Linked DNA regions of Homo sapiens: region 2 is linked to region 1. Evidence: chromatin loops called from intact Hi-C (ENCODE). Cell type or tissue: PC-3. All regions are shown on one strand. Each heading gives the region's core, and the rest is flanking DNA. Links, peaks and the distances in the headings are about the cores only.

Region 1 (5,380 bases), core at 294-5,293:
AAGCCCTTGCTTCTTCAGCACATTGGGCAAACCACGGACCATTGTACCTGCTTCTGAATACTCATCCATCCACCCATTTATCCATCCAGCCTACAAATACTTAGGGAACACCTACCATGTGCCAGGCTCTGAGTGAGGCACTGCCCATCTTCATGGGTCTCAAAGTCTAGTGGGCATGAATCAAGTAAGAATAGAAATAAATGTTCAATTTTCACTTCACCATGAGAGCATGTAAAGAAACTGCAGGTAGTTGGGAAATCAGGAGAAGCTTGCTTCCTGAGAAGGCGGCAGTTGAGCTGGGCTCTAAAGTATGTGTAGGGATTGACAGGGCAAAGAGAAGTAGGGAGAGGGCTTTCAACAGAGGCAGGGGCATGGAAAGAAAGAGAGCCCAGTGTGGGTGGGTGCACAGCCCAGAGAGCACTTGAGGTAGGGAAGTGGAGTCACACTACAGAATACAGAGAGGGCTGTCAGGGGACAAGACCTCCGGACTCCGGCCACATAGAGCCCTCATGCCTGGAAGGAAAGTGAGCATCAGGCCCTTCTTCTCCTCTCCTCTGTTGGAATCTCTCCAGGTATCAGATTGAAAGAACGATGAAAAGGCATCCCTGCTCTGCATCCCTGTGTCTCTATTTTCCTCCACCACCCCTCACGGCACCTGTGCAAGGAGCAAGTCCACATCAATAATGCAGCAGCCTCCAGGCAGCAGCCTCCGGGCTTGGCCCTGAACCTGTAAGACACTGAACAAAATAGGAAATCTGCCTGTTTTCAGGTCCATCTTTGGACACGATCATCTCTCATGCTCTACAGTGTGAATTTTCACTAGTTGGGTTGAAGCACTCATTTATTTTCCGTATCCTGAGCTTTCTAAAAAAGATGGAAGCAAACATTAGGAAGAAATCCAACAGCAAGAATCCTTCAGTGCCCAGAATAATCACTGCCTTTTATGGAGCACTTACCAGGTGCCAGGCACTGGGCACATGCTTCACAGGCATTGTTTCATTTCATCTTGACTATATTGCATGTTCCAGGCATTTTAGCTCCCATTTTACAAATGAGAAAACTGAGGCTCACAGATGTAGAATTTACTCAAGGTGACACCGTTCATAGGTGGTAGATTCAGGATTGGAGCCCAGGTCTACCCTGTATCTCCTTGAAAGCATCTCAAGCATGCAGCATCTCCTTTCTTGAAAAATTACAAACATATCTCACCACATCCAGCTCTAGACAGTTTTGATGCCATTGTCCTTGGAAGCTTAATTACATGATTACTCGAGATCTCTTATAGACTTTGACATTACCAATATCAACTGCACTCCTCAGCCCAACCCAGCCCTCATTATCTCAAGCCAGGGAGCACAGTTTAATTCTGCAAAATCAATAGGACACATGGTTGGGCAGAAAAAATGGGGTATACGAAAGCACTTTGTAAACTGCAAAGGTATATAAAATATTATTAAACTCATCCTAAGACATAAGTCAGGAGTATGAGACTCTAAAATGTTAGTTAAATTAATATGACCAGCAAGGCCACACATCTGGTAAGGTCAAAACCACTAACTTCTCAGCCAATGATGTTTGGGGAAAATATGAGACTGCTTCTTTCTGCCTGAGAGCTCTAATCACACAGTATGTTTATTGTCTACATGGTACTCACCCAATTAGAAAAAAAGTGAAAAATTCAGCTGATTTTGCCAGGTTTTGTGGGCTTGACACAATGCCAAGTAGCAGTAGCCAGTCTCATCAATTTTCTCAACTGATTTGACATGTTATTTTGGTATATGAGTTGACAGAGCTGGAGGCAGAAAATTCTAGGGGAAGTACCAACTCTAAACAATTAGGACAATGTCAGTATGTGGAAAGTAAGTAGGGTGGGAGTGAACAGTAAAGATTTTTCAAAGTTCTTAGTGAAGTTTGCTTAGACATCAGCTATAATGCCAATATAATAGACATTTTATCAGCTTAAAAATCAAGATGAAAAACTGAGATTGCAATAGGAAATACTTTGTCTAGAAATGGCAACAAGCCAAAAGGGTGCGAGTATAGAGAGGGGAGATCACAAAAATAGGAGGAAAAGAAAATGAGGGGTATGATTCTGTACTCCCCTAATTGGCAGTTGGTCCCAAACCACTTTACTGTGGTGACCTGAGAAGTCTTTCCACATTAGTCACACCAAAACACAGAAAGACCAGAGTTTCCTGATCTGCCTTCAGCACTAACAGTACCATCAATTGCAGCAAAAGAATCACACACCTTCACTTCAAATCATGGCAGGCAAAATTCCATTTGCTTTACCTTTCAAAAGAGCACAAAGGCAGTGTAACTCATTCAGAGCTCATGGTAAAGAAAACTGCCCCATTAGACAAGCTCGCAGAGCCTTGCAATCTAAGCCAAATAAAAAGGCAGCAGTCATTCAGGCGGGGCTGGTGAGTGGGTAAATCAAGTGGTGACAAAGAAACAAGCAATTTTGACCCATGTCTTTTTGTGCAGCAAAAGGCTGAGTATCCTGCTAGCAGCTAGCAAATAATAAGTAGCAAGAGTTGAAGGCAAATTTTGATGCTCTTTTTTTCATTCTAAGCTGATTTAGAGGCTGAGAAAGTAGCAGAGAATGTAAACGTTTTGGGGTAAAATTCAGTGGCCATATTATAGGGATATATTGACAGTTAAGACCTAATAACATAAGGGGGGAAAGGTATTTCCATCTGAGAGTACTGAAACCACCAGCATTTCTACCCTCAAATAACATTGCTGTGCATTTCTTCCATGCCATTCTTACAAGAGACAAGAAACGATGTGTCTTCCCATTGTACAGAACTGAAAATGAAGTTATGGAGTGTTTTCTTTCTCCCCTGGGATCACAGTAGTATACCATGCTGGTGCTTCATCCAGATGTTCGTGTATCTCCTTCTACAGATTCCCCATTCACCACTCTCCCTTCCCCAACCCAGACTGTATGTGGATATAAGAAAGTCCATGATATGGTTTGCCTGTGTCCCCACTCAAATCTCATCTTGAATGGTAGCTCGCATAATTCCCATGAGTTATGGGAGGGACCTGATGGGACACAATTGAATCATGTGGGTGGTATCCCCCATATTGTTCTCATGGTAGTCAATAAGTCTCACAAGATCTGATGGTTTTATAGGGGGAAACCCCCTTTGCCTGGCTCTCGTTCTTACTTGTCTGCCTCCATGTAAGACAAGCCTCACCTTCCGCCATGATTGTGAGGCCTCCCCAGCCATGCGGAACTGTGAGTCCATTAAACCTCTTTTTCTTTACAAATCACCCAGTCTTGGGTATGTCTTTATCGGCAGTGTGAAAATGGACTAATATAGTCCAACTCACTTGCCTTGAGTTGAGACATCACCGAGGCACAACTTCCATTCCATAGCTCCCCTGTAGATCATGCTGCAGCATGACAAATGAGGGGGTTTTGCCTGAGATCATTCCATAACTCAGCTTCTTCCCTTCCCCATCCTGCTTCCTGCACTTCCTTAGCAATGTTCCCAGGGAGCACTTCTTTTAATAAGTCCCTTGTATACTAATTCTCACTTCAGGGTCTGCTTCTGGGGAACCAACCTAGACAATCAAAATAGCAAATTTTATCAAAGTTATCTGTATCACTCAGGTTAGGCTAAATTACATTATGAAAATATACAAACCTCAAAAATTGCAGTGGTTGGACATAATAGAGAACTACCTCTTGCTCATACTACCCGGCCATTGAAAGTAGAGAGGGGCTCTCTGCTAACATTAGTCACTTAGAGACCCAGGCTGACCGAGTCACCATTTTGAACACTGCTAGTCACCATGAAAAAAATAGAGATTGGAATGCTCGTGTCAGCAATAAGTGTTCACTCAGAACTGACATATACCACTTCTGCTCACAACTCCCTAGCCAGAGCTAATTTTGTGGCCCCATCCAACTAGAAGAGAGTTTGTCCTGCTAAGTATAAGTAAGTGTAATATCACCTTAAGCCAGAATAAGGAAGAACTTCACTAATGGCTACTGCAGCAAATCAGAGCTTAGACCCCTAATCTGTTACCTCCTTGTGAAACATGCTTTGGTTTTCATGAATATCAATTTAGCTCCAAAATCTATTTACTTTCTACTAGAGATTACATGGTTGGTTGGAGAAACCAGGAGCTGAAAAATGTCACTGTTATTCCAGCTTAATATGGAGCTCTTAGGTAATCCATGGTCAATGCTACAGTTCCTCCATATGCAAAATGAACTGACAGCATTACTTTATGTGTTCTTTCACTTTGGTCAAGATAAAATAACTGGTACAGAGCTATGTGTCCTAGTGCAAACATTTTTGAAACTAAAAAATATTCATATTAAATAACTGCTTTCAAACACTGGACAGCAGGCAGTAAAGGACTGTAATCCCTGATCCCACTGTGAACACAGACATCCCCCTCAACTTTTGATAGAGAGGTATTATGAACTAGAAGTTGTCCTCTGTTGTTTTAAACCACTGATATTTTGAGAGTTGTATGTTTCACAGTATAACTTAGCCTATCCGGAATTATACAGATAATTTTCTGTAGGGAAACAGATAAGGTAAGGCATGGAATTGACCTCATTTTCTATCTGGAGGCACTTGTTGGAGAGTGACATCACAAAAGAAGGCCAAAACATGGTCTTGCTGAGGCCAGGGAAGAGATATTGGGATTTGGAGCTACTGAGGTGCCTGGAATTTGTAGGATATGGCACCAGAAAGAAGGGAGCAGTGCAAACAATGAGATCTACATATGTGCATAGGTATTCCCTTGAGTCTTTGGCTGAATACTGTGCTGCACATGTGCAGTATAAGACTTCACAGAGCCAGGAAAATATCTACTAGAGAAAGAAAAATTACCAAAGATAATTGCTCCCATAACTGCAAGATACTGTACCCCAATCTACTGGAGATGGCACAAGACTGTGGAGAATCCTCGATAAATTCATAGAAGCCCCAGAAAGTCCATGCTTAGGAGTAGACCTAAACTAGCCCTAGGTTAAAGACTACTTTAGATCATCTCTTTAAAAGCTTAAAAGCAAGCTTCAAAAGGACTAAACTGATTCACAAGTAAATTGCCTGCCAGAACAAAATTCAACTATTTATTAAGGAAGACAATACAACCAAGGCAGTCAATAATGTAACACCAATAATGTCTAGCATACAATCAAAAATTACCAGATAGGCAAAGAAGAAAGAAAATGTGACTCATTTCCAGAAGAAAAGCCAGTCAATAGAAACAAATCAGAACTGATAGAGAAGAATTGATTAGCATTCATTTAAATGACTTTAAAATAGGTATTGTAAGTTGTTCATATATTTAAGGGAAAATATGAATTTAATAAAGAAACAAAGAAACAATTACAATGGAGAAATGG
Region 2 (5,380 bases), core at 225-5,224, 600 kb before region 1:
AGATTTGCTGGGCTATACTTGGTGAGGCACCCCGCCTCCCTGGACTTGCCTCCTCATCTGGAGATGGAGGGGCTGCCCAGTCTGAACCAGTGGTGCTGAGAAGGTCCACCCCGTCGGCCTCTGCTCCATCTCCCCTCTTGGCTTGCGGGCAGCAGTGGGACCTCCACCCCTAGGTGATGCCCTCCCCTCATGAACAGATCCAGAGATTGCTGGGATGGGGAGGAGACAGCAGTGGGGCTTGAGGATGGGCTTTCCTGTAGTTAGAGCCAATTTCTTTAACCAATATTTATTGAGTACCTACTTTGTGCCATCCCTGTTACAGGAACTTGGGATATATTGGTGAACAAGAGAAAGATCTTTTCTGACCCATGCTCATCCCCCGCACCCCTGCTTCTGATGTCTCCTTTAGATCAGGTGGGGGTGGGGAGCGGTCAAGGCTCTTGCTGGACCAGTAGCAGCATTTGGAGGAGCTGCCGCCCTTTCCTCACATGACTTCCAGGACTCCCCATCCTCTTGCATCCTCTCCTACCTCCCTGGTTCCTCTTCTTTGTCCCGCTTTGCTGGTTCCTCTTCTTTTCCTGACCTCTAAATGTTGAGGGTCCCTTAAGCTCGGTCTTCACATTCTTCTCTATCCGTATTGCATCCTAGGCAATCTCATCCTGTCTCAAATTTATGCTAATTTCTCCAATATTTATATCCCCAGCCTGGACCTCTCTCCTGAACTCTAGCGGCCTGTCTCCCATCGTCCACCTGTCTGCCTGTGGCTGTCTACCAGGCCTCTACAACTCAGCATGTCTGATATTGAACTCCTGATCTTGCCCCCAGATTTGCTCCTTCCACAGTGTTCCCTAACTCAGGTGATGGCAGCTCCCTTCTTCCAGTGGCTCAGGCACAATTTTTGGAGTCATCCTTGACTCTTTTCTTTCTCTTAATTTCTCATTCAATCTGGCAGAAAATCCTTTTGGATTTGACTTTCAAATTACACCCAGAATTCAACCACTTTTCATCCCCTCCACTGTTACAATCCTAGTCTAAGCCATCATCATCTCTTGCCAGGATTAATGCCATAGCCCTTGAATTCATTGTCTTGACCCTTCCCTTGTGTCCATAGATTCTTCTATGGTAGATTCTTCACATTGCAGCCAGAGTGAGCTTTTTAACACACATACCACATTATGTCACCATTTGCCTCAAAACCCTCCTATGGCTCCAACATGCCTTAAAGTGGCCTGATCCAGCCCTATTACCTCTGCCTTATCTCTTACCTACCCTTCCTTTGGCTCCCTCTCCTCCAGCCCGAGTGTTCCTTGAGCATCGATGAACCTCTGGGACATGGCCTTTGCTGGGGTCACTGTTTCCCCAGATATTTCCCCCTCCCTCTCCTCAGATGTAAGTTCCTTGAGAGCAAAGATCTTTCTTTTGTTCACCAATATATCCCAAGTTCCTGTAACAGGGATGGCATTAAGTAGGTACTCAATAAATATTGGTTAAATAAATTTGAATGAATTGAGTGCTGTCTGGATTGTGGGCTGGCTCTTCACAATATTTGCCTTGCAGGGGATGGTAATGGTGGAATTTAACATTTAGAACAGACTTGGCTTCCTAGGGGACATTTGGAAGTGTCTGGAGGCTTTTGTGATTGTCATTTCTGGGGGCTGTTACTGGCACCAAGTGAGTAAAGGATAAGGATGCTGCTAAACATCCTGTAATACACAGGACAGATCCCCGCCCCTAGCCACAAAGAATTACCTGCTCCAAAATGCCAATAATGCCACTGTTGAGAAAGCCTGATTTAGACTCATGCCACCAGGCGAGGTTTGGGAGGCACTGGAGAAGCAAAGACGGAGGGCTGTGTATGTGCACATGTGCTGTGTTTGGGGGTGGGGTGGAGGATTCTAGCAGCTGGAGCCCATTTCCAGCACAGGAGCTCCAGTGTGGCCGGGTACATAGAAGGGCAACTCCCCGCTGCCCCCATAGATGTGCAGTTGAACCAGCAAAGCTGCCACATCCGGCAGTTTAATTATTTTTTATTTATTAATCTTTTTGCGACAGAGTTTTGCTCTGTTGCCCAGGCTGGAGTGCAGTGGTGCGATCTTGGCTCACTGCAACCTCTGCCTCCTGGGTTCAAGTGATTCTCGTGCCTCAGCCTCCTGAGTAGCTGGGACTACAGGTGTGCACCACCGCACCTGGCTAATTTTTGTATTTTTAGTATATACATGGTTTCGCTGTGTTGGCCAGGCTGGTCTCGAACTTCTGACCTCAAGTGATCCTCCCGCTTTGGCCTTCCAACTTGCTGGGATTACAGGCATGAACCACCGCACCCGGCCCCTGCAGTTTAATTCTTAGAGTCCACTTCATTATCTTGAGAATTGTGTCTAGACACCATTTTTTCTGCCTAGTGAGAACTGGAGATGGAGGTAGTGCCTGACAACCGCCATTTTTCCCCCTTTCCAAGTGCCTCCTCAGAGGTGGAGATGTGAAGCCACAGCGAAGACCAGTCACTCTCCCCACATGCCCCTGCTATGCCTTGCCCAACCAGCAGAGTGAGCTGCCCTCTGTTCCTGGCCCAGAATCGCCTCCTCCTGCCTGCTTGGGAACTTCCTGTGCATCCACAAAGTTTGAGAGCTAGTAGATTGATTAATAAAAATGATAAAGTGCAGCAACCCCGAGGAACAACTAGATTTCAATTGAATTTTTAAAAAAGACGCGGTCCCGTGAAAAGACATAACTGATTACAGTCCAATCAAGTGAAAGTCCCTTGCAGAAGATAATGCAATCTTTCTGCTTAGATGAAGGAATTACATTAGCACTCAATAAATTCCCGTGAAAATTATAGCAGCCTGTAATTTAATGGCTTAATATATTATATTAGGTTGGAAAGTCCCAATTATAGTTGCTAAATAAAAGTTGGAGTTGAGACATTTTTTATGCAAAAGGTTGCACTTGCTAAGCTTACTCCTGTCGTTTCACCTTAACCCCGAAGGAGCAGAAGGGAAAAACTGAACTTTACTTTTCATGCTTCCTCAGCTCCTAGCCCAGGGCCTGGCTCTTAGGAGCCCTGAATTTATTTTGTGGAAGTAAACTGCTTTCTCGGTAGCCCCTCTTCCCATATCTCTCTGCCAAGGATGTTCTCAAATAAGTTTCTGGAGAAGGAGCTGGGGGTCCTGGGTGCTAGAACATAGCTGTCTGCTTTGGCCCCTTTTCCCAAGCAAAAGCTGTGCTTCAGGTGAGGGAGGGGGGGAGCCTGGCCCAACCAGGAGATTCACCTGGCAGGGTGCTGAGTTCCTGCTAGGATGGCCAGCTCTGCCAGGTCCTGCCTCCCCCTAGCACAGGCAAGAGGTGAACCACTGGGGTGCTGGGAGTTTGCAAAGCTGCTGTTTAATTACTCTTTGCTGTCTCATTCTCCTGGTATGAACTTCCAGGAGGAGGGTGTTGAGTGTTGGTGCCTCCAAGAGGCCTTCCCGGGGCCTGACAGAGTGCAGACGAGAAACCCCTGCTCTGGGCACTTACACTGGGGCAGGCGTCCTCTCCCTGCTGCCCAACCAGGATGTACAGCATGTCATCCTTCTCCAGGTTGAAGATGCCCAGCACAGACACGCCGTGGGACCGCATCATGGTGTTCTTCCCGCCTTTCCCGCCAGCAGCTCCGTAGCCCGAGATGCTGCAATGGGACAAAGAACGTTGGCTCCCGCTGTGGTATGAAGACTGTCCCCCTTCCTGCCAACCCAGCAGCTTCCAGTGGGCTAAGCACATCGCCATCGTGGTCTGAGGGTTCTCCCCCATATCAGTCCCTGCAGAAAGGGATTCTTCTCCCCCACTTCAGGAAAGGACGATCAAGTTTAGAGAGGGACAGGGAGTTGCCTCAGTCACAGAACTAAGAAGGTGAAAGACTAGTAAAGGGTGCAAGAGAGAAAGAGAGGAAAAGGGCAGGGAGGAGGGAGGGAAGAAGGGAGAGAAGGAGGGGAGAGAGAGAGGGAAACAGCAGAGAGAGAGAGAGAGAGAGAGAGAGAGAGGAGACTATATGAATGTGGCATATTGGGGTGATGGCTTTCTGAATACCTAGGATTTCCTCATTATGGTTTTCTCTCCTTGTCCCAGATCAATGGACTCATGTGACCTTAGACAAGTAACTTCCCTATTCCTCATCTATACTATGGGGATAATAAGTGAACTTGCCTCCTAGCCTACATGTGCTATGAGGATTAAAGAAATTAAGACATGTGGTCTTAGAATTGTGGCTGACATGTAATAAGCACTCAATTAGTATTAGTTAATTATTATTATTATTAATGACGGTAGTAGCCATAATTGACTTGGTACAAAGTTGTAAAGTCTCCCCATGGGGTCTGGAAACAAGGAGGTTCCTCACAGAATGACTGAGGAGAGCAGTGTATATGAGCCGACTGTCTATTCCCATCTCACTGGTAACTCCTCCTGGAGAAATATGTGTGCAAACAAACAACCCATCATGATGAAAATAAAAACAGAGTGTGGGGATGGGAGATGATTTCTGCTGCCTCTTAGGTTGCTGCAATGAAGTCAAGCAAGGATGGGGAGAAAAGAACTCTCTTCTGAACCATATCAGAAGAGCGGCATGTCTTGAAGACAGCTAACGCACCAGCTAACAAATGTGTCCCCAGGGACCAGCTGCCAGGGTATGGGACTCGGCAGACTTTCACATCCATGTGTATTCAGATCCAAGGTCTTTTACAAAAAACCAGGAAGAGATGCAAGGCAGTTTTGCCCATGTGCACATAGTAGCTCCTTTATCTACAGTTCCAGGAAATGTCCCTTCTTCCAAGTGTGTGAGGGGCCTCCCGGAGCTCTCACAAGGCAGAGCCCACGGCCCTTCTGCAGAGGCTGTTTGCGAACATGGCAGGCAAGGAACTGAGGTCTTCATGGAATGCAAATGGAGAATCTAGTGCCCATTGCCCTGGTGAGTGCCTGGGCATTGATGGGAGTTTATTGAATGTTGGGAGCGGTGTAAGGCGTTGTGAACCTGAGATAGCTCCAGGCTCTTCAAGAGCTCACAAAGAAACTGAGGAGACGATCTTCATGATGAAAAGAGAAGTCTCACCATAGGGTGGCTATGTTGAGGAGGCAAAGTGGAGTGCTCCCGGGCTCCCTGATCAGGTGGGGCCATTTCCTGCCCCTGTGCCCTCTCTGAGCCCCAGCCCCTTTCCTAGTAAGAGAAGAATCATTTTCATTCCAAACAACATGATAGTCCAACAAAAGGAGCTCATGGGTGAAAGCCCCGGGGAAGCTGCAAATCTCTGGCCAAAATAAGGGTCGTCAGGTGCTTAGGGCCAGGAGGGAGATGGGGGATTGCGACAGGTGGTTGTGGGGTGTGGTGATGGGGTGAGGAAGGCTGATGTTGGCT

The links. Hi-C counts contacts between places; a loop is a spot of excess contacts. Peaks named below come from ENCODE experiments on the same cell type or tissue, not always from the same donor. Only the 100,000 strongest peaks of a DNase experiment are listed, where the experiment ranks them.
Region 2: it touches region 1 in a loop (4-fold over the local background); 17 of 110 quality-filtered maps call a loop at or near these places.

Annotation. Positions count from the first base shown.
Region 1 is chr2:29,832,631-29,838,010 of GRCh38, forward strand. All of the region lies in intron 1 of ALK (ALK receptor tyrosine kinase), which reads right to left. Among named protein-coding and RNA genes, the nearest start is that of ALK, 86 kb to the right of the region's middle. In PC-3, for the core only: no CTCF peak of the experiment used is centred there; a DNase peak (open chromatin) is centred at 2,241; H3K4me3 peaks cover 368 bases; H3K27ac peaks cover 1,428 bases.
Region 2 is chr2:29,236,170-29,241,549 of GRCh38, forward strand. It overlaps ALK (ALK receptor tyrosine kinase), which reads right to left. Exons shown (of 29, transcript NM_004304.5): 13 at 3,511-3,661. Among named protein-coding and RNA genes, the nearest start is that of CLIP4, 120 kb to the left of the region's middle. In PC-3, for the core only: CTCF peaks have their summits at 2,539 and 2,744; a DNase peak (open chromatin) is centred at 2,542.